Regions from separate parts of the Mus musculus genome. Here all the other regions are linked to region 1. A link is a loop called in an ENCODE intact Hi-C map of the cell type or tissue named here. Cell type or tissue: heart. All regions are shown on one strand.

The links. Hi-C counts contacts between places; a loop is a spot of excess contacts. Peaks named below come from ENCODE experiments on the same cell type or tissue, not always from the same donor. Only the 100,000 strongest peaks of a DNase experiment are listed, where the experiment ranks them.
Region 2: a loop joins it to region 1, with 2.6 times the contacts of the local background. A loop is called at or near these places in 7 of 42 quality-filtered maps.
Region 3: a loop joins it to region 1, with 2.0 times the contacts of the local background. A loop is called at or near these places in 8 of 42 quality-filtered maps.

What each region holds. Positions count from the first base shown.
Region 1 is chr14:31,827,131-31,835,130 of GRCm38, reverse strand. Ankrd28 (ankyrin repeat domain 28) reads left to right here and starts at 4,716. Exons shown (of 28, transcript NM_001024604.2): 1 at 4,716-4,804. The coding sequence starts at 4,778. In heart, a CTCF peak has its summit at 4,611; a DNase peak (open chromatin) is centred at 4,330; H3K4me3 peaks cover 2,660 bases; H3K27ac peaks cover 2,043 bases.
Region 2 is chr14:31,925,823-31,933,822 of GRCm38, reverse strand. LOC102640059 (a long non-coding RNA gene) reads right to left here and starts at 5,253. Exons shown (of 5, transcript XR_874500.3): 1 at 3,236-5,253; 2 at 1,467-1,592. In heart, no CTCF peak of the experiment used is centred here; a DNase peak (open chromatin) is centred at 3,152; H3K4me3 peaks cover 563 bases; H3K27ac peaks cover 924 bases.
Region 3 is chr14:31,888,265-31,896,264 of GRCm38, reverse strand. No RefSeq gene overlaps it. Among named protein-coding and RNA genes, the nearest start is that of Gm36164, 21 kb to the left of the region's middle. In heart, no CTCF peak of the experiment used is centred here; a DNase peak (open chromatin) is centred at 4,564; H3K4me3 peaks cover 958 bases; H3K27ac peaks cover 1,608 bases.

The DNA of each region.
Region 1 (8,000 bases):
TCCTAGTATAATCTATTGTATTCCAAGGGCTAGTAGTTTAATTGCATTTAGTTTTTAATTTCTAAAATATCAGAATCTATCTATCTATCTATCTATCCTACACCTTTAGATTGACCAAGATATTTGCTAACTCATTCATTTATTCTTTCATCTCTAACCTTATCTCATTTCTTTCTTGGGATTTAACCTCTTATTTTTCTTGATAGACTATATTCTTAAGATTTCTTCCTTCTTTTTAAGGATGCAGCTTATAACCTAGGCTAGCCCTGACACCATATGTAGCTGAGAATGAATCACTGAAGATAATCATGTCTCTACATCCCAAGGGTTGGGGTTTTAGACATTCACCACCATACCTAGTGTGTAAAATGCTGGGAATGGAATCCAGGGACTGTGCATACTAGGCAAGCATGCTGCCAATTGAGCTACATCAGCGCCTAGGATTTCTTTCAAGGAGCATCTGTGAGTTTGAATTTAAAAACATATTTACCCTTTTTCTTGAGCTATAGTTTAACTAATCGTGGCAGTGGTGGGGCACACCTTTAACCCCAGCACCCAGGAGGCAGAGGCAGGCAGATCTCTGAGTTCAAGGTCTGCCTGGTCTAGAGTCCCAGGACTCTTTAGCTAGCTACACAGGGAAACCTTGTCTCAAAATAACAGAACAAGCAGACAAACAAACAAACAACAAAAGGAAGAAAGACTAGTAGATAGACAGACAGATGGATGAACTAGTTTTTCAGTTATGGAGTCACAATATTTCAGAGACTTTTTTCATCACCTTCATTGTTGCTGATATATCTGCTGACAAGTGGACTGCCATTCCTTTTAGGTAAGTCTGACTTTCTTCAGTGAGAAGTTTAACATTTTTGTATTCTGCGTGGTTTTCTAGACTTTATCTATTACCTATCCGCTTCATTTTTAAGTTTATTTCTAATTAAAGGAAGACTTCATTTTTTCCTTTAATTCATGGTGTTCTTCTAGTCTGAAAAATGCAGGCATTATCTTTGTGTATTGGCTTCCAGTTAATCTCTCCATTCTCCACGTTCTAAACTCCGTTAGATAAATACTTGGCTCTTGTCGTGTCTCCTGCGGCTCCGAACTTACTTTGCTGCTTTGACAGTCCATCATTTGCATCTTATTGGTAGTTCTGATTCTTCAGAAAAATCATTTTTGTGCAGTAGGGATTATCTGGCTCAAAAGAACCCCTCATAGTTGTCTATTTCCTATCATAAAAGTTGCTTTTCTGGTTTTTAAGGGCATTATGCATCAGGTCTTGCCAATGGTTAGGTGGGTAACTCTGAGCACAGCTAGCTCCTTTAGGCAGCAATATGAAAGGGTTAATGAAAATTACACTAGGTAAGGAATCTAAGAAGGTACTTAGTGTCTACCATGTAGTAGATTAGGAAATAAAATCTTGTGTGGTGATTAGCTTACAGCAACTTCCCTGGTGATGGTATCTGTGCTATTTATATTGGACAGAAGTTCTGATGGAGACTGTCACCCATTCTCAGACTTGGCAGTAGTGAATGGCTGAGGCATGGGCTCATGGGTTTAACCACATAGTTAGTCTTTATTTGAGTCTTCTTAGGACTCCTGACTCTATGACGGAGAAGTACTTAATGAGTGAAGAGGGCTGCCAGGGAGTATCAGTGGTATACAGACAAAGAGACACACGCAAGACTTGGGAGATGATTCCGCATGAGGACCCAAGTTTGGATTCCAGATCTTGCTGGCCAGACAGTTTAGCCACAACAGGGAGTTCCATGTTCAGTGAGAGACATTGTTTGAAAAAAAAAAAAAGATGGAAAGCGATTGAGGAAGACATCCTGTCGGGCCTCTATAAGGTTGCACACAGCACACATTCATAAAAACAAACACAGAGGAGGAAGAGGAAGAAGAAAGAGACTTTATTGACACCATTTTAATTTTTGGTCCCACTGGTTATGTGTATGATGTAGGTAATACTTTTCAGGAATATAGATTTATCTTATTTACTAATTTATAACAGGGTCTCCCTATGTAGCTTCCTGGCCAGTCTGGTCCCGTTGGGGTAGTAGGTAGTACTTTTCAGGAATATAGATTTACTCTATCTATCTATCTATCTATCTATCTATCTATCTATCTATCTATCTATCTATCTATCTATGAGAGGGTATCACTATATAGCCTCCTGGCCAGCCTGGAACTTGCTGTTGATCAGGATGGCCTCAATCTCACAGAGATCCACCTGCCTATTACTCCCAAGTGCTAGGACAAAAGGCATATACTGCCATACCTGGCCAAGCTCTTTTACATTTTAACAGATGCAGGAATAATAATATATTTTGATGTTAATAAAACTTGAACACAAATATTTTTAATTTTTTCTATTTTTTCCAGAATCAATAGTTGTTACTATCTCAACAGCTATGAAAATATAGTTGTTAAAATACTAATTTTGAATCTGAGTGGTCCTAAAGAACTCCCAGTTTTTAATATTACTACCTTGATTGACTGTGTGATATGAGTAGGCTGTGTAATATGCCTAACCTTTCTTCTTAATAAACAGTAAGACACACAAGATGTTAAAGTGTTCAAGATGGAGAAAGGTGAGCCCACCTAGTACTGAAACAACCTTTGCAGCAAGATCACACCCTCTCTAATGCAGAGATGGAATGCTGTAAGATACTTTAATCAATTACTCTTCATTAGGAAATTTTATCACCTCAATCCTAATACACTGAAATACACATTTGGTCCACTATCTCAACCCATACCCTCTAAACCGCTTGCTTGCTACCCAAAATCAGTTTGTTCTGTGTTCCAAATCAAGTACCTGTTGTGCTTTTAAATCCTAGAACTTTAACCCAGAGGAGAGCATGCTGAGGCTGTGTGTTTGTTCAGTCGTATTAATTGCTGAGTCAACATCCAGTGTTAAACAGGCATACATGTAGAAGAGAGTAAATCTTTCATCCTCGAGGAAGGCAAAACTCGATTGGCTGTAGCACATGGACAATTATAATCACAAAATATTTTAGTAATGTTGTCATAACACCTTTGTTTTGGAGAAGTCAAAGTCTTTCATACTGCTAATTCATTCACCTTCAGTGCACTGATAAAGAGACATGGGGTGACAGAATTCTCATTTCATCGGCCAGAGTTGATGCAGAAAGAAATTAGGCACTGAAGAAAATGCAAAGCAAGAATCATTTTTTTTTTTCTGGCTAAGCCTCTTCCATCAGTTATGAGAATTCCTCCATTTTAAAGTAGCAAATACCAACCATGGTAAAAATGTAATTTTAGAAAAGCAATTGTTTCAGCAGAATTATGGCATAGTTATGTTAAGAGATATCAGAAGGCTCTTAGTGCATTTGATCTTGCACTTTGATATTTTCTGTTCTTATGGGGCTAAAGAGTTGTTTTTAATAATAGCATTATAATAAACTGACAGTCCTGGCACTGATCCCCATTTTTCTAGACTGCCATTAGGCTCAAATCGATTCTCTAAATAAAGTCTGTCCCAAGAGACACACCAATGCAGGGAAAAGATGAGGTTTGGTTTTGTTTTTTAAACCAACCCGATATCTCACGTTTGTGTTCTAACCATCTGTACCTTTTATTAATCAGGGGCTGGAGCCGCCCAGGCTGACAGACACAGGAGAACAACAATCTTCTCCCACACAAGCCTGGAATGGTAACAGTGTGCGGCTGCCTAAGAAAGAAAAGCCTTTTCTGAGCTGTGGGTTGGCGTGGGTGTGTGTGCCAGGGCGAGGGAGTCATTCCTCTTCTCCATCCAAGGATGCTATTTATTGAAAATCCTGCACATCTTTTTGAAAAAATTGATTTCTTTCAAGTGGGAGGCAAAAACCCTTTTGATGATAAAGAAGAAAGGGGGAAAAAAAACACATGCAAGATTGAAAGGGGCGCTTTGGAGAGAAATGTTCCGCGGTCACAACCTGTTCAGGCTATGAAGACCACACCCTTCAGTCTCGCGTGCCAGCAGTCCCCCGGTGACCACGTCTCCCCCAAAGCCCGCGGAGACATTCTCACTCTCGCTCCACGTGCGAGTCCGGTTCCCCGCTGCCCTCGCTACTCTGTTGAAAGCAGCATCGGCCCGGAGGTCTCCCTGGCTCGCACCGGCTCCGGCTGCCTTCTCCGCACCTGACTGAGCTGAGCTTGTGCACGCCACCTCCACGTGCCATCCCGGGCCGTTACCCGGTACCCAGTTTCCGTCCCTCCCCACCTCCAGTCCGGGCTCCGCCCACCGCGCCCGGGGCGCGCGCCCAGACGCCCCGCCACCTGGCCCGCCCGCTCCGCGCGCCGCCGCTTCCTGTGCCCCGCCCCTCCCTCCGCGGAGAGGCGGAGCCCGGGAGCGAGCGAGCGCGGTGGCGTGGCCAATGGGCGCTCGGCTTACTCTGGCCTCTCCCCCGCGCGGCCGCCAATCGCGGCGGGCGGTGGTGGTAATATTGTGGAGTGGAGTTTGGATGCCGCCGCGGCCGCGGGCTGGAGCGGCGCGGCGGCGGGGGCTGCTGGGGTATTTCGGGAAGGGGGTGTGAGGCGGCGGCGAAGGCGGCGGCTGCGTGTGGGAGGTGGCTGAGAGCTAGAGGGAGAGAGCGAGAGAAAGGACGGAAGAAAGAGGGCGGGAGTCCTTGGAGGAGGCGGGACCGGCGGGGCTCTTCGCGGCGGCGGCGGCGGCGGGCGGCCGGGGAGGCGGCGCCGCCCCCTGCCCGCGCTCTCTTCAACGTAGCCGGCCACCTACCCGCCGGGCGCGGGTAGTGGCCGAACAGCGGCGACCGCCATGGCGTTCCTCAAACTCCGCGACCAGGTAGGTGAGGGGCGGCGGGGCGGGATCGCGCCACCGAGGAGTCGGAGGAGGGTGGACCAGCGGCGTGGGCCGCCCGGGCGCCCTGTCGGCGCGGTGGCAGCGAGGGAAGAGGGTGTCCCGGGTCGGCAGCCGTGCGGGCCGTCCGCCTGTCAGTGCAGCCCCAGCTCCGAGAAACCCACGTGCCGCCGGGGGATCGCGGCCGCCGCCACAGGGGCGGGTTCTGCGCTCGCCGCCCTCGCGTCCGGCGCGCTGCCGGGTAGGCGCCTCCTCTTTCCTGCCAGGTGAGGCTCGGGCCTAACAGGTGGCTTTGCGGTGCGGAGTCGGAGCGGGGCAGGCGGCGGCCGTGACCTGGGGTCACGACCTTGCCCTCGGGTTCGCTTCGCGGGGCGGTTCACGGTCCACCGCACCGTCTCTGCGGAGAGGTAGTGGCGGTCGAAAGCAAACCCACCGGTGCCGATGGATTCTGCTGGGGACTGGTTGTTACGGTGCATATTCCCAGGCTGGTTTTCTCTTGGCATATTCTGCACCATCTTGGTTTAGTTTTCCTGACTTAGGAAGAGCTTGTCAAAGAACACCTGAAGTGCTCAGAAGACTGCAGTACACTGTGGGCTGGGAAAAATAACTCTGTATCTACCAATGAAATCGCAACTATGTCTGAATGAACGCTTGTTACCCTTTTAAAAAGGCGAGAAGGTGAATTACCAGACGCTCCCCAGTGTTTGTCTCTTTTAAAGAAAAGGGAAAGTAACGAGTGGATTTTACGGAGTCGCGGGAACCTATTAATGCTTGAGTACCCCTTTTGCCATTGTTTTTCTGAATAGGAGATACTGAACAGATTTGAAGGGAAACCAATCAGAAAGTGGGCACAAGCTTAACAAAAACGATAGGGAAAAACTTAATGTTTTATGTCATTTTCTACCAATTAAAACTTAAGTTCTGAGTCTAGCTAATGTCAATTCTCACTTAAAAAGTGAATATTCTACTTAGGCTGAATGCTGACTTTTAGTATCATTTGGTATCAGCAGAATTTTAGCTGATATTAACAATAGGGCATGATACTTTGAAAAACTCTGGTTGATAAGTTTGTATTTCAAAATCTGTGAATAACTTTACTGTTCAACATGTTCCATTAGCTACACATAGAATCTTTGAGTTGATTAAAATTAAGAAAGCACAGTTTCTCAGTTGTGCTAGTCAAAAGCACACTTTTCAAAAGTGCTCACCAGCCACAGGTAGCAAAACCTTTCATTGCACAAAGTTGTCAGGAAAAAACAAAAAAATCTGTTAATAACAAGCAGAGTTCAAGCCCAGATCATCTAATTCATATGTAGTTAATACCATGAAACTCAAGATCTAGATTTTCAGCTAATCTTTATTACTCTAGTAACTCTTTGTACCTGAATATTTGGTTGTAATCCTTCACTTTTGGAAATGTATTTTGTGATTTGGTCATTGTGTGTGTTAGGGATTTGGTAGACTGTTAGAAGATCTTACTTTATAAAAAAAAATGAATAAATAATAAAAATCTATTGGCATCTGTGCATTTGAGTGTTTAGTAACTACAGTTTTGAAGCAGTCGTAACACTGATTCAGTTTTGTGTAATATTCTTTAACACTCAGTGGTGATATTGATTTTTAAAATGTTACCTGTAAACTTGAGAATCCGTGATGAGTAAGTTAATGAGATGGCATTGCTGGGGAAGACTTACTGTATTACAAAATAATTGGCTCATCTAGTTCTTTTGAAAGACAACTGAGTTTTTCTTAATTTAAAGGGAATTGCACTTGTTTTTAGAAATCAGTTTATTGATATGTTTCAAGACATTAGAAGTGATGATAGAAACGAAGTGGGATTCAATAGTTTAGTGTTTTCCATTTCTAGGGAAAGCATATTAGCTAGACAAAGTAGTTTTTGGAGGAAAGGTGAGAAGACCTGTATATGTACACAGGATTTTAAATCTGGAAGGTAGTTGATACCGCTTTTAACGCAACAGCTTTATATACATTCCAGTTAGGAAGTAGTATAATTTTTTTAACCTTGCAAAGAATAGAAGGAAGCTAGACATGAGTAAGGATTTTCTTCAACATTTAAGTATGAGAATGGTTCTACATGGTAAAGATATAAAGTCAGAGATGAGGAAATGACATAATCAGTAAAGAGCTTACTGTCAGCATGAGGATCTGAGTTTGATTCCTGAAACTCAGTAAAAACCTGGGGCACAATGGCACATGCTTGGGATCTCTGCACGGGGAGGCAGAGGCAGGAGAATCCCTGGGGCTTCCTAACTTGCCAGCCTAGCCTGCTTTACTCCTGAGGAATAACACTGGACATTGACTTCCGGCCTCCACATACACATATGCAACCACAGGAACACACACACATACACACACACACAAGATACACAGGGAAGACAAATATAAAATCAGTAAGCAAATAAGGAAATTGTCCTCATTCATTCTGTAATCAGAATAGGACAGCATTTACTTTGTGGCAGCATGTAATTCAGCGAATAAGAAAGAATTACTGTATTACTTTCTGCCTATGGGTGGATGAAAATATTTTTTAAATTGTTAGTAAAATGAAGCTTGTTTTCTGTTGATAACAGTAGACATGAACTTTTTTCCTGAATTACTTCACTTTGGCTTGTGTAACAGTGGCAGAATTTTCTCTCCTGAGGTTATCACGGTCTATTTTATCTCCTTAGGTGATGAAAATTACTCATATATGGTTACATTTTAAATCATAAACATTATGTTCTATTAAGAAAGATTGTTGGTCTTTGTTTAGGTTCCCCATTTCAGAAGCTAAGTAGCAACTGACACTTACTTCAGTATATAGAAAATGATGGGGAGTGGTGGAGAGGGGGACCTTAATGTCAGACTTGTTAGTAGCTGCTCAGCCCCAAGCCTTTGTTGTGCAGGTATGTCTAGTATTTCTGGAATTCCTTTTTCCTTTAGGATACCAGAAGTCCACATTGCTAGGGAAAAAATCTATTTTTGTTAGTAAACTGGTGACTACCAGTAACAACAGTGAATACTCAGGTTATAAAAGAGAACTACTATAAAACTAGTTTCTAACTTCTAATTCAGAGGAGTTGGAGAAAAACTCCAGAAATGGTACTCATTAAACTGAGAATTCTTTAACAGAAAGGGGCCACAGTGGTCGCCCTCTTCTCCCCCTCCATTCCCCCTTCCC
Region 2 (8,000 bases), 99 kb before region 1:
TCGTCATTTATTTAGGTTTTGTTTTTGTTTTTGTTTTTTCCTGTCGGGTGGTGGTGGTGGTATTGAGCATTTAAGCGCTTTGCATTTCTAATTAGTCTTAAGCCTGGTGATGGCTCCCTCAGTCGGTATCACTGTGCACACGCCCCCCACCCCCACCCCCCTTGCTTGCCCAAATGCTTGGTAATTAGCCCTGCAAAGACAGGCAAGCCTGACTGGCAGCAGCTTTTGCAAAAGGCTCCCCAGCCCTCTCAGCAACAAAGGAGAACCTCTGCATCCTCCCTTCTAGCTGTCATCTGATCCTTCGATTTTCCACTCTGCCACCACGCCACCAAGGAGTTGGAGCGTTTGTGTTTGAAGTGTTGGTACTAACGTTTTGATGGAAATTTGTAAATCTTACATGTGTGGGCAATGTCTTGCTTGAAATTTGTCCTGACTCCTCAGAGAGAAAGGAGGTGGGAACATTCACTTTTTTATTAGGACGGGAGGGAGTAACCGTATGGAAAATGGCTTGGTTAACCCTAGGCATCCCCTCTGACCCAGCCATTCCACGGTCAGAACACAGAAATGTGACAGGAATTTCTTCCCCACAGAAACACTGGGATATATCCACCTGCTGTTTGTAAAAGCCCCAAACTGGAAATATAAGGAATCTCATAAATTTAAAGTTGACTTTAAAAATTCTAGCTATTTTTAAAAAAAAAGTTCTGCCTCATTCTATTTACAAAAGTAGAAACCTGGCAGTGTGGTCTTGGTGGTGCTGGGAAGATTCCCCGGATCGGAGCAAGCAATTATATACTGTTACTGAATCTAGGCCTTGGGTCTGAGATCATATGAAAACCTGAATAGTCAGGCAATGGTGGTGCTCACCTTAAATCCCAGTACTTGGGAGGCAGAGGCAGGTAGATCTCTGAGTTTGAAGTTATCCAGGTCTACAAAGCGAGTTCCAAGACAGCCAAGAACAGGACAGAGAAGCTCTGCCTGAAAAACCAAGGGAAAAAAAAAAAAAGAAAGAAAAGAAAAGAAAGGAAAGGAAAGGAAAGGAAAGGAAAGGAAAGGAAAGGAAAGGAAGAGAAGAGAAGAGAAGAGAAGAAAAAAGAAAAGAAAAGAAAAGAAAAGAAAATCTACTAAACTACAGACTAACATGTGTGGTTTCCAGCATTCATGGTAAACTCCTGGAAATTGTTGTGGTTTAAAATGGAGGTTTAAACCGGGTGTGGTGGCGCACGCCTTTAATCCCAGCACTCAGGAGGCAGAGGCAGGAGGCAGATTTCTGAGTTCGAGGCCAGCCTGGTCTAGAAAGTGAGTTCCAGGACAGCCAGGGCTATACAGAGAAATCCTGTCTCGAAAAACCAATAAATAAATAAATAAATAAATAAATAAATAAATAATAATAAAGAAAGAAATGGAGGCTTAACAGTTAACTCTATCACTCAGTCACTGAAAGAACAAGGCCTGGCCTCCCTCACCTGTGAACTGGGTCAAGGTGTCCTATGGAAAAATCAGGTCTGCTTTAAGGCGTGCTCCAGCCACGATTGTCTCAGTCTTCCCTCGCAGTCTCCTTAAAGGGAAGAAGTCCAGTGGAAACCAGAGGGCTGATGGGAAGAAATACAGCCATAGAGAGGAGAAACAGGCGTTAGGACCAGAGAGGATGCGACTGTGTCCAGGACTTACTAATGGCATTCCCCAGACATTCCTGGCACAGTGTCAAGGACCAGGAACATCTCAAAGTCCAATGAAAATATTTAAGGGTTTAAGTAATGTTAAATGATCCCAAAATGAAAAATGGAAAATACAACTAGTATGTATTTGTTTACTTGAGTGTCCACAAACAAAGCATAGCACTAAGCCTAAGTAATTCTGTGTTTCTCACACATGAGCAAGTACATCAGCATCCAGGCTTCTGAATAAGCTGTAGGGTCTGATACAGTACATGTAGTGAGCCTGAGAGTCTGCAAGATGACAGGCTTCCAAGTGAGGTACCCTCACTTCTGGCCCACAGCCTTTTAACAGCACAGGGAGTTAGTGCTATAACACAAGTCAGTGCTGACATGGCTATAATATACTGGAAAAAAAGGTGACATCAAAATGTCATATTCACACATAATTCAGAACAATGTTTTTATTGTGTACATTTATAAGAAATGTATAATGAATTCACTCACCATTGAAGTATTTTAAGTGTACAGTTCAGCAGATTAATCAGTTACAATATTTTTTATCTATGTCCTCAAATGAAACTACACCCAAAGCAGTCACTTCCATTCCCTTCTCCTCCAGCCCTTAGTAACCTCTGTCCTTTCTGTCTGCTGATTTGGCTGCTCTAAGCCCCGCCCGCCCATCAAGAGACTCACACAATGTTCTTTTCTTTCCCCTTAGCTTATTTTTACCTAACATAGGTCCATTCCAGTCTCATCCACATTACAAATTTCACTTCATTTTAAGGATAAACAATATGCCCCTGTATACACAGGTCTACAGTGGTCTGACCATTTGTCTCCTCCACACATTTATATGCTGAAATCCTAGCACCCAATATTACAAATCCTAGTAATATTAGGAGGCAGAGACTTTGGGAGGTGATGGATCACAAGGGACAAGTGTAGAATTGAAATATACCACACAGAGATTGCTCACACTTGCCACCGTGTAAAAATTCTGTAACGAGAAAAGTCAAAGAGAGCTCTTACCAGAAACTAAATCTACCTGTACTTAGATCTTAGATTGCCTTGTCTCCATCACATTAAGAAACAAACTTCTCTTGCTTATAAGCCACCCAGTCACTGATATTTTGTTATAGTAGGCCAAAAGAATGAAGACAGCATCATATTTTGTTTAGCCATGCACCCACCAATGGAAAAGAGGCCCATTACACCTTTTGGCCATGGTGAATAACATAGCTATAAACATGGGTATGCAGACGCATCTTCAAGGCCTTTCTTTCGACCCCTTTACCCAGAAGAGAGATTGCTGGGCCACGTGGTTATTTATTTCACGTTTCGTTTATCTGAGATAACAAAAGAACAGCTATTTTTAAACATCCTCAACTACGATTTGAATGACCCAGATGGACACATTCCTCGGAGAGGCTGTTCTGCAGGTCTCTCCTACACGAACTGCAGGCCAGCTCCTCAGCGCTTTCACTAATAAAATACAGAGGAAGTGATACTTGGCCAGTTTCCAAGCTGACCCTTAATGGCTCTGGCAGCTTCCACTTCCTCCATCTTGGAATGCTTACTGTTGGCATAGTCCTTCTTGGAAGCCAGCCACTAGGCTGTGAGGCGATACAGGAAGCCACATGCAGTTGCCACGAAGAGAAGAACCAAGGTCCACAGCAGACAGTCCTGATTCAACTCCTAGTCAAGGTCCATCCAGTTCCTAAAACATCCGCATTCCAGCCGTTCCAACCCCAGCCCAGACCCGGGTCAGGCTTCCAGGAGACTTCAGATCCTTACCGCCCTAGCTTAAGGCAGAAGATCCACCCGGTCAGAAACAACCCACTGTTATTTTAAGCCTCAAAGTTTTGAGGTCACTTGTTACATTGCATTAGGTAAATGAGACAAACCCACTTCAAACATTTGGAGAAAGAGCAAAACATGCCACATTGAATCCATACGGGTAGAACTTGAGATACCAGTACAGGGCCTTAAGACTTGAAATATCTTGGGACTTTACAAAACAGATGTAAGGCATAAATGTAAGTAAGACACATGGCAAGAAATGAGCCCTCAAATATTTCAAACCTGCCTAAAACCAGCAGTTGGTGTGTGTGTGTTTGGGTTTTTTGGGGGGAGCACTTTTTTGAGGCAGGTCTCCCTGTATAGCTCTCTGGTTGTCTGGGAATTCACTATGTAGACCAAGCTTAGCCTTCAGCTCCTAGAGATCCACCTGCCTCTTCCTCCAGGGTGCTAGGCATAAAGGTGTGGCTGGCTTTTTTTTTTTTAACGCAGATATGATGGTGGTCATTTGGTTAAAGATCCAGCTACCCCAGAACAGAACATCAGCTAGCTCTTCCCATCCTTGTACCGCAGGAGGCAGCCAAGGGCTTTCTTACCTGTCTTGGCTTTAGGGGCATTTGAACTCTCAATCAGAAGCTTCCTTTTACCCAGAACTTACTTTGTAGCTAAGACCCTGGTCACACTTTCAGAAGATTGCAGGTGAATTCAACCAAGTCTGCCTCAGATTCCTGTCAGCTCAGAAAACAAGCAGCCTCAACATGAAGCTGTACAAGGGCGGGCAGAGGCGTGGCCTCGGGCAGAGGCGTGGCCTCGGGCAGAGGCGTGGCCTCGGGCAGAGGCGTGGCCTCAGGCAGGCAGTCCTAGATTCCTAAGCCTGCCATTGCCAGGCTCTATGAGGAAACCAGCTTCCTACTCTCTCCATTCTCCCACATGATGGGCACAGCCCATACCCGCAGGACCGACCTGCTCTGCCCTTGGGGAAAAAGGAATGGTAGGTCAAGGGCCCTTTGTTATTCATTAATAGATATTGAGCATTTGTGTGCCAAGCAGGAGCTGCGTGTGGGCACTGTGCATGTGTTGGTAAATAAAGTAGACATTTTCTTCTTGTCACAGGGACCCAGAAAGAGACATAGAAAAATAAGTCGAAAGACAACACAAATCTCACATCTCTCCCTGCACTGGGACACATTTGCATGTCTTTGCTTCCTTAAAGTGTTCTGTCACTTGGAGTCAGTGTATGTGACCTCTTTGCAGAGGACATACTCCCACCAATCCATCTAGAGCAGTGGTTCTCATCCTTCCTAACACCGCCATCCATAGTTATTTTTACTGTTACTTCATAACTGTAATTTTGCTAGTGTTATGAATCAAAATGTGAATATCAGATACACCGGATATCTGATATGCAACCCCTGTGAAGATATGGTTTGACACCCCCCACCAGGGGTCACGACCCACAGTTTGAGAACTGCTGATCTAGACTGCTCCTCAGAATGCATTTCTGAGTACTAGAGATGGGGGAAATCGTAGCTGGTGTCTTCTTGGTATTCATTGCTTTATTATCATTCTCCCCCATAGAAACTAATCGTAAGAAAGGCAGTATCTGGCCTATCTTCCTCCCTAGTGTTTCTGGAGCATCTAAGACACTAGCTTGCATACAATAGGTGCCCATTAAACCCGGAGAGATGAAGAAAACAACAGAATTAGTATCTCCCATTTTTACCACCAAAGAAACTTAATTTTTTACAAAAAAAATCCATGTAATGTAGCTGATAATTCTACTTACTCCTCATCCAAAACAAAACACAATAACCACAGACACACATTTATCCCATGTCAGTTATAGATTTTGTTCCCTATAAAATACCTGGTGCTATTAAAGAGTATTCTATTCTAGTCAGGAACAAAGCATTTTGTTGGGACAGTTTCTTGTCCCAGATGAGTGTGTGATGTCTAGTAGATGTTCGGGATCATAAATAAGGTGCTGGGTCCTTCACATCACTGTCACACTTCTTGGTGGCTTTGCTTCTCTTGAAGACATCCAAGGCTACATTCAAGAGTTCATTAGAAAGTCAGTGCCCCATCTGCCTCATGTGACCCAACACTGGATTTGATTCAGGTATGTAAAGATGAGGCCCGGAGGAACTTCAGGCCCAAAGCCACAAACAGTATAGTCAGTGAATGATACAGCGATGGAGATCCGCAGGCCTTGTGGGAATGCACGTGAACACCTCCGGTGATGTGACCTCCCATGGTGTGGTGCAGCCCGGGTGAGGCTGTCTGCAGGTGGTGTTCCTATATTTACTGTAAGAGAAAGGAGAAAGTGGATGGAGAGAACTCAACAGAGGGACAGAGAGGTGTGGGAATGGGGGTGGGGGTGGGCACGGGGGTGGGTGGGGGAAGAAGCAGCTCGAGGACACAGTGTTCTAGGAGCTGCAGAGAAGGAAAGACAAGGAAGTGGGGGAGGGTGGCGGCAGCCTGTGGCAGAGCCCAGTTCTAATGCTCTGATGGTGACTAGTTTCCTCCCTGTCTTGATATCTCTGAGACCTAGGGACCTACAGGTTGTGTTTTGGGGCTCAGATTTATGACGACAAGCCTGATCCTTGTGGTCACCGTCTTTCATGTCTCTAGGAAGCCTTTGCTACCCATTCCAGCAAGTCTGCCTATGAGTCTCTTTCCCCTTTATTTCTCTTCTCCCCTAGTAACAGACAGCTTTTTCAAAAGACAGCATATGTCCACTGACTTTGAGAAACTGCAGCAAAGAATTTGGGAAATTTCCACTATTTGGACAACTGGCAAAGACAACAGTTTTCTCTGAGTACCAGGCAACACCATGATTAGACAGAACCAGGGAACGAATCAAAGAACAGACTGGCTATTCATAGGATGTGTTACTTTCTGGTTTATTGGGAACCTTGCAGGCCCTGACTGTTTCCTTTGGTTCCAATTAAATCTATTTTAAGTGATACATGTAGGGTGCCTGTATTAGCGAGGTACCATGTGATATCTCAATCAAGTAACACTTACCTTGGGCTAACCATCTTCATCTCCTAAAACACAGTTATCAATTCTAGATAGTCAAATGTTTGGAATCCTTTCTTCTTGTCTTTTGAAGTGTGTGGTTTGTTACTGTCGTCTATACTCACCCTTGCTCCTGTCTAGTCGTAACCTAGTACTCGTTCATTATCTTCTCCCACTCCTCCCTTCCATACTATGCCCAGGCCATGGGAAACCCCGTTCTATTCTCAACCTCTATGCAACCAGCTCTTTCGGAGCCCACATGTCAGTCAGATCACATGATGCTAACCGGTCTATATCTGGCTTGTTTCACTTAACATATTGATTTCCAGTTCCATCCATGTTGTCACAGATGACAACATTTCATTCTTTTTTATGGCTGAATAGTATTCCATTACGTAGATGCACCACACTTTCTTTATTCATTCATCAATTGGTGAAGACTAATATTGTGCCCATTTCTTGGCTCTGTGATTTATGCTCCAATATATATGGGGGTATAGAAAGTTTATTTTCTTCACCATACTGACTTCAGTCCCTTTGGATAACCCAGACATGGGATAGCTGGATCATACAGAAGTTCTAATCTCTTGAGGAATCTCTGAGAGGGCTGTGCTCCTTTGTATTCCTGCCAAGGACATCAAGGCTTCCCTCTTCTCTGCATTCCTTCCAGCAGTACTCTTCTCTTAGACAATAAAAACGTGAATATCTCTTGTGACTTCATCTGCTTTATTAATCAAAAAAAAACCCCAAAATTATTGAAATAGGCTCTTTGTGGGTGATGGTGGCTACAGTGGCAGTGACTTCAGCACTCAGGGGACAAAGGCAGGTGGAGCTCTGAGTTCAAGGCCAGCCAGGTCTACAGAGTGAGTTGCAGGGCATCCAAGTCTACACAGAGAACCCCCCGTCTCAGAGAAATTTTTGGAGAAAAGCAAGACACCAGCTTCAGGGGTCTGAATGGGAATGCCCCCCTAAACTCATGTGTTTAAATGCTTGGTCACTAGGGAGTGGCACTGCTTGGCAGGGATTGGAAGATGTGGCTTTGTTAGAGGAAGTCTGTCACTGGGGGTGGGATTTGGAGTTTTAAGTACTCACACCATGCCCAGTGTCTCTCTCTTTCCTATTGCCTGTTGATCCAGATGTAGAACTCTGAGCTAACTCTCCAGCACTGTGTCTGTCTGTATGACACCATGTTTCCTGCCATGATGACAATGAACTAAACCTCTGACTGAAGCAAGCCTCGATTAAATGCTTTCCTTGATAAGAGTTGCTGTGGTCATGGTATCTTTTCACAGACTTAGAAACACTGACTAAGACACCAGCTGTTCCCCAAGAAACAGATCTCATTCCTTTCAGCTTGAGCTAAACAGCAAGAACCCACACTCATTTAAGCCAGCATCCAATGTATAGGTCGTGCTGAACCCACACACTCCATAGCAGGTTCCGACACTTGAACATTTGACACCTCCAGGGCAGTGTGGAGCCTTGTAACCGTGCTGGAGAGAGCTGGGTATGGTAACACAGGCC
Region 3 (8,000 bases), 61 kb before region 1:
ACCATGACCAGAAAGCAAGTTGGGGGAGAAAGGGCTTATTTGACTTACACTTTCAGATCATAGTCCATCACTAGAGGAAGTCAGGACAGAACTCAAGCAGGGCTGGAACCTGGTTATGAGCTGATGCAGAGGCCATGGAGGATGCTGCTTACTGGCTTGCTTCCCCTGGCTTGCTCAGCCTGCTTTCTTACAGAACCCAGGACTACCAGGATTACCAGCTCGTGGATGACACTGCCCACAGCAGGCTGGGCCCTCCTCCATGGATCACTAACTGAGAAAATGCCTTACAGCTGGATCTCATGAAGGCATTTCCTCTACTGAGACTTTATTTCTGTGATGACTTCCGCTTGTGGCAAGTTGACAAGCCTGTGCACTGAGTTAAAAAGAAATAGCTGCTAAGGGAGAAACAAGTGAACAGGGTATAGATTTGAATGTAACAGAAGGAGATAGAGATAGCTGAAATTTAAAAAGAGGCCTTCAGGATGGGCCTCATGGGGAATGACATTTGATAAAGCCTTACAGGAATTTTAGGTTATTATCTGGCAAAAGAGCCTTCTACATAGAGGGAACTATCACTGCAAAGGCCCTGAGGTCTACATGTCAGAGAGCAGAGAGAAGAGCTCCCAGAGACTTCTGAGTAGGGGAATGACAAAATCTGGCTTTCAAGGGCTCGCTTGCCTCGCGCTGTGAAATACAGCCACACAGCCACACAGAGAGCTAATTCCATAGCACATGCGCACGCGCGTGCGTGCATGTGTGTTTTGTTTTGTTTTGTTTTGTTTTGTTTTCTGAGACAGAGTTTCTCTGTATAGCCCTGGCTGTCCTGGAGCTCACTTTGTAGACCAGGCTGGCCTTGAACTCAGAAATCCGCCTGCCTCTGCCTCCCAAGTGCTGGGATTAAAGGCATGTGCCACCTTGCCCAGCGTGTGTGTGTGTGTGTGTGTGTGTGTGTGTATGTGTATGTGTGTGTGTGTGTGTCTATTTGTTTTCCTTGGGGACTGAGGAATGGCACAAAGCCACAGCATTCAACAGACCTCAGAGGAGAGTATGGGGGAGATGACTTGACATGTTTTGACTGACTTCTCATCATGGCCATTATTTTGAGATTCTTACCCCATAGAGTCTTCTCCTATTTCTACCTTCCTCTCTCTCCTAGTGGTCTCTTCAGACCCCAAGCCCAGGAACCCCAAGCCCCACCTATGTCTCTTCTGTCCAGCTATTAGCTGCCAGCATTTTTATTTCACTAATAGTTTTAAATGAAGGAGCAAGGACACACTGCACTTGCAGATTCTCTCATTCCTGGGAGCAACCAGGCCTTGGGGGCCAAAAGACCAACCCTCAACAGGCTACCTCTGAGCTGGGATGGAAAAGGAAAGGGGCAGGCCCTTAAGGCATGGTCTTTATAAAGGATATATGGTGCATGCATATAAGGAAACTATGAGACTCTTGGCCACAGTGGAAATGTGTCACATCTAGTAGCTGTTGATGACATGGCCACTGACGGGAGTCACTGAAGGTGGGCTGGGGAAGCACCTGGTTTTGGAATGTGGGTGGCTCTTGTTTTATCAATGGGGGTCGGCAGGGGGGTCTCCTACTCCCAGACTGTGTGTGGAATGCAGCAATCTTAAAGCATATGGCTAGAAAGAAACAACGGAGGCAAGGCCAAGGTAGAAGCAGGAGGCCCACAAGGTCTTTGTAATCATCCCTGGACTATTGCGCCCAAGACACAAGATTGATACATAAGCTGGCCTTGTCCTGTTTGGAGTTCTTCTGCCCTTTATAGCTCAGTATTAGGCAGGAGATCATGGAAAAGGAAAATAACACAAGTTCAAATCCCAGCTCCTCCACATTCTATCGTGTGATCTTGCAAATTCATTCATATCAAGGATTTTTTAAAAAGAATTAAGAATGTTAGATTTTACTTCACAGAGCTGGGTGAGTATTCTAAGCCTGCGGTTATGAATACTATGTGTTAGACACAGACACTTCCTCCTTCCCTGCCTGCTATGTCATGCCTATAATTCTACTAACTGCAGTTTTGATTTCTTTCTCTATTGCCTTGTTATATTTTGATAATGTTTTACTTCTAAACATATATTTAAAACACACTTATTATCAGTGGTAGTAAAAATAAAAACATGTGAGACCACAGCAGTCTAGTTAGAACACAAGGCTATGGAAAATTTCTGTGGTAATCATATACTTGAATATGCATCGAAATCACTTTCAGGAGTGTCAACCTTTTGCCATGATGAGATGACATTGTGGTCTATAAGTGTGTTGGGCTGCATTTATAGCTATGCTGGCATGTATAGGTCCCATGGGTTGCAGGTTGGACATGCCTGAGTTTATGTTGTAGTGCCAATTTTTATACACACACACACACACACACACACACACACACACACACACATGGCTGAGAATGTAGCTCGGTGGTAGAATACTTGCCTCACCTGTATAAAGTCTTGAGTTAAATTCTCAGCAACATAAACATAAGTAAGTAAATAACAGAATTCGCTTGGCATTTTATTCAGACACTGGACACCAGAACAGAATAGTATATGGTACTCTGGTACCGTCTACCCAGCTCCCACGTCACTGTCTCTTAACCAGTCCTGTTTATCTATTTCCTGCTTTTACCTCTGGAGTATTTTAAAGCATGCCTTAGAGATCACATTGTTCTACCCACAGGTAATCCTGTGGGTGTCCTTACTGTAAGGACTGAGAATGCCAGTGTTTTCACAACAAACAGCACAGACTTACACAACAGAAGGTTGTTTTTCTCATAGATCTGGAAGCCAGAAATCCAGATCAAAGTGCTATCAGGGTTGGTGTTATGATTTCGGTAGGAAATGTCCCTCACAGGCTGTTTGGGACACTGTTTCCAAGCTGGTGCAACTATTTCGGGGATGCTGCGGAACCTTTGGGAGGAAGGGCCTACTCTAAGGTTCTCTCGGATGCTGGTTTCTACTGCTCTATTTCCTAGTCAGCCGCAATGTGAACAGCCTCCAATACACGATAATAATAGTAATAGTAATACTAATAATAATGATACCTTTTAAATGTATTTTATGTGTATGTGTATAGGAATAGAGGTAACTGCCGGAATTAGGGGTGTTTGGGGGCCCACCTAATACAGGTGATGGGAACAAAACTCCAGACCCCTCAGGAGCAGTAGAGGTCCTTAATCATTGCGTCATCTCTCCAGCCACATAAATAAAATAACTTAAAGAAGAGAAATACAAATTCTTAGCCCCACCTCTTGGTGCTGCTTTGACAGGCAGCTGTTTGGGGGCCACACTAACCCCACAGAAAACTGACAACAGTAACATATTGATGGTTACCTCAGCGCATGGTAGATTACCAGGACGGAAGTCTCTGGAACAAGTAGGATTGAATAGGATTTGTTGATCGGTCAGTGCCAGCTCCTAACATTTTTTGTTTATTAATTTACTGGAGTTGTCATCAATACCAATTTTTTTCCACAAAATTTGATTTGTCAGCATCCCCAATTTTATCTGCTGTTAAAACTTTTACTCTCCAGCCATAATGTCAATCAAGTTTCCCTGATCAGAGTCGGCTATCCACATCTTGCGTTCTTCATGCAATTTCCACTGATAACCATTTTTCCCTGGACAGTTTTAGCTGCTGTTCATCTTTTTTTGGTGCTATTTTTATCAGTAACATTCATTATTATTTGACAAAAGACTGAAAACTTGGATTTACTTCGTTACATAGCCGTAAGGGGGGAAAAAAACCCAAACCTAAAAATCGTTACTTATGTTTCTAAGAGAGAGCAAGAGAGACAGAGTGGGGGAGCGAGAAAGTGACAAGGGCCTGGAAACAGACCCAGGAAGGAGCTTCAGCTGTGTAGATCCTGTTTGCTAAGCTCGAAGGCCAAATGCCTTGGGGGTCAAAGGGCACACTTCAAACAATATGGGCTCTACAAGAGGGAGGCCCTAGAGAGGGCTGGACAAATAGTTCAGACCTTTAAATCCTGGGAAGTTAAACACACAGCTGTCATTTCGCCTCTTCTACACCCCCAACGCCTTTTATAACGTTTTATTTGTCTCCTCTCTTCTCTTCAGCTCTCTCCATTGCCCACAACGCACCCTTAGCAGAGGTGACCTCCCCTTTGAATTTTACTCTTGACAAGAACAATGTCCTACGTTGAAAGGCCAGTGATTAATTGTGCATTGGTTTATCTTAAAGTGCCACCTTTACTACGATTGCTACTCCCCGTGAAGTTAGGCAGCTTTGAACAAATCACAACTTCAGGGGAAGTTGACCCACCACTCCCTGGGGGACGAGGTGAGGGGTGTAGGTGGGTGGACAGAGCCCGATTCAGCAATTCTGAACTGCTGTGCGGCCTCGCAATCTGTCTACAGATCGGATCTTGAGAAGTTTTATTTTTTGCCAGCATTGCCTGGGAAGAGCCTGCTGCACACCCACACACTTAGCCAGCAAGAGATGAAGAAAGGCTGCTGGGAGCATGAGTCACTGAAGCAGCCACCCGAAGCTCCCCTAGCAGACAGGGTCTTCTGGTCCAGTCTCCTGTGTGATGGGGGCTGAAGCTACGGAGGGAGGCTGGAGGAAGGCGTGAGGAGAGGTGACACTGAGGAGACCCTGGGGAGGCTGGGGGAGGGGCCAGAGACTCCACCCAGCTGAGGGGGTGGGGGTAGGAGCTGACGAGCGAGCAATCGCTAGGCTGTGTTTAGCCACTATCTTCAAAGGCTTGCGGAAGCATCCCACAGTAAACTGTGAGGCTACAGTGCTCTGGCCCAAGGGTTGGCAGGAAGGAAACAGAGAAGGCTGAAGTAATGGAAGTAAAAAAGTTTTTTGTTTGTTTGTTTAAAAAGGAAGGATGGAAAGAGGTACAGCAATGGAGAATAAGAGGAATTCAGTCAAGAGTATGGCAACAAGGAGAGAGTGAAGGAAGCAAACACCCAGGGTTTCTCAAACCTAAGGGTGTGGGATGTGGGGGGGGGGGGGGGGGAGTCGGCACCCGCTGTGACTGGGCCTTGGTCCCGGCAGAGACTGATTTACTTGGTATGGGTGGCTTCTGCGCCTCAGGATTTGCTTAAGCATGCTAGAGGAACTCTAATATATGCTGGAGTAGGAACCATCTGGGTCGCATCCCTGACGACTGGAAAAGAGATGGAAGAGGTGTAACCTCCCTGCGACATCTATGTCCTGCCAGTACAGTAGAGCAGGGCATTGGGTCTGACTGTCCTCCCTCTGGTGTCTCTGTGGCAAGTTCTGAGGGCCAGTGCAAGGCACGGGGGTGCTATAAGGTTCTAGTGTGAGTCAGGCCTATGGTCATTCTGGGACCTTGAACATTCAAGACCGAGGAACCCAAGTCCTTGGATCCGGGGTGTGCTGGGCTAACTTCTCTCAGTGTCTCAGCCCCCATGAAAAGCAGTGGTGTTGACCCAAGCTCTGAAACATCCTCCAACCTCTGCTTTCATTAAAATGGCCCAGTCCCTTCTAGTTCAAAGGATTTCTTTCCCATGAATTATTCAAACTGGGGAGTTAGATATTGAAAATACAATGTTCATGGTTTTCTCATTAGGAAGCTGTTTCTCTCTCTCTCTCTCTCTCTCTCTCTCTCTCTCTCTCCCTCCCTCCCTCCCTCCCTCCCTCCCTCCCTCCCTTCCCTCCCTCCCTCCCTCCCTCCTGCTGTCTTTACATTTACAAAGCTTGATTTCTGCAGGGTTTGAGAGATGGATGCAGCCCATCATTTACAAAATCTCTAGAAAATGTCACATAAAAATAAAGCACATGATGATCACTTAGCTGGCAACCAGAAATGATATGGAAACGGAGCGCATTCAAGAGTTCCACAGCCCTTAAGCGAGTCTCCCAGCCTCCCAGGTTTTGATCCTGGACCTAGCAGTGAACGGTTGCCTGAGGGAAACAGACAACTTGAGTGTAAGAATCCCGGGTCTGAAGAACTGACAGACCCAGAAACAAAGAAAAAGTGAGTCAGAACTCAGACGTTTAACTAGCTTTCTCCCTGACTTAAAAAACCATGACATTTATTGACTTACTTATTTTGTGTGCATGCGCATGGTGGAGTTCAGTGGTCAACTTCTGGGAATCTGATTTTTCTTTCAACCACCTGGGTCCCAGGGATCAAACTCAGGTTGTCAAGTCTGGCGCCGAGGACCTTTACCCACTGAGCCATCTCGCTGGCCCCTCTCCTCGACTTAACCATCAGACTGTGATGATGCCCAAGTTTCTCCTGCAGGACATCATGATGTCATCACTGATGTCACCACAACCCAGACAGCGAAGTCCTTCTAGAGATGGGAATGTGAAGTGAAGAAGAGTAAACCCAGTGTGTCTGTGACCTGTGATGCATTTGGAAATAAATTGCAACTCGGGGGGGGGGGGAGGGGGGAACAGTATAGAGATAGCTCAGTCAGTAAAGTGTTTGTCTCACAAGTTCAAATCCCCAGAACACATATAAAAAAGCTGGGCAGGTTGGCATATGCTTTTAATCCCAGTGACAGAGAAATGGGAAGCAAAGATAGAAGATTCCAATGAGCTTGCCAACCAGCTAACCTAGCCTACTTGGCAAGGTTGCAGGCCAACGAGAGACACATAGAAGCCCCAAGAGTGTGGGTACAGAGGCAGGATTTGAACTCTGAGCTGTCCTTGTTATGTACAGTGTGATTGTTCTTGGTGTAGAGACAAAGTAAAATAATGTCAGAGAAACACTTCCTCCCACAGACCGTTCATGGCCGTCCAAACTTCACCTACACTCATGTGTTTACACCCAAAAGGGAGGCTTTGGCGCCAGGCACCCTTGTTTCTGATCTGGAATCCCACACACAGGAAAAGCAAATTCAAGGCCAAGAGGGTAGGCAGAGGGCTAGGCCAAGCTGGAATAGCACAGTTGCCAGCACAACAGAAATGCAGAGAGAGGCAAAAGCATTTCTAGAATAGAGTCAGCCATAGTCTTCTTGCTAGAAATAGCAACCTTTGACCCTCTATTTGAATGGCTTTTTTGGTGTGTATGGGTAGGGGGTGGGATATTCTGCTTCTAGTCCTCCTGATGACAAAGTCATAATACTCACAAGGTGATCATCAGAGGAAGCCTCTCTGTGACACAGGTGGCTCTGTCCAATCTTAACATCCACTAATTCAAAATCCATGCTCTAGTGACAGTGGATGCATAAGGATCTCTTGCCCAAATCTGTTCACTAGTAAAGGGAAATGACACTATCAGCCACCAGCACTCAGGGTCCTCACGGCTTGTCATAGGCAGTTTCAGAATGGTGTGCGGAGTCAAAAATGCCACAGCAGGCAGCCCCACTGGCTGCTGGCAACTGCACTGGGTGAATCCCTGGAGATTTAAAGTTGCAAACTGCTGCTTCCCTGAGAAGCACACAGTCAAGGCTAGGCAAGAGGAGAGCTGGACCAGGACTTTCTTCAACTTTTGCTCATTGCCGGTTCTGCCTCGATGGGTCTGGGCTGGGGCTTCAATTCTGCATTTTTAATGGTTCCCAAGTTCACCTATGTCGCCTGTCCAAAGAGCATGCTGCAAGTACCAAGAGTAAAACTTTCCACGTGGAATCCTGGCTGGTTTTAGGAGAGTAATTTCCAAATTCTCCATGTTCGTTTGTGCTGTTCCCTAAGGACGAGAGAGAGCAAGAGCGGGCGAGAGAGAGAGAGAGAGAGAGAGAGAGAGAGAGAGAGAGAGAGAGAGGGAGAGAGAGAGAGAGAGAGTAGGTCCTCGTCCTCCTTTACAGCGTTTCCTCTCATTTCACAGAAGGCCCCCCTCTCATCCACCCCAAATCTAATAATTGGCTCTTTGCCGCAGGATGCAAAAACTCAGGTTTCCAAGCAAAGCCACACTCTGAAACATTGGCGTCATTGTTGAGAAAGTGACTAACATTATAAACCAGTGACAAATATTTCCACAAGTCAAATGCATTGATTGATTGCTCCCAAACTTGTAAGAGGTAGGGCTTATGTTCTGTTTAAAACTAATC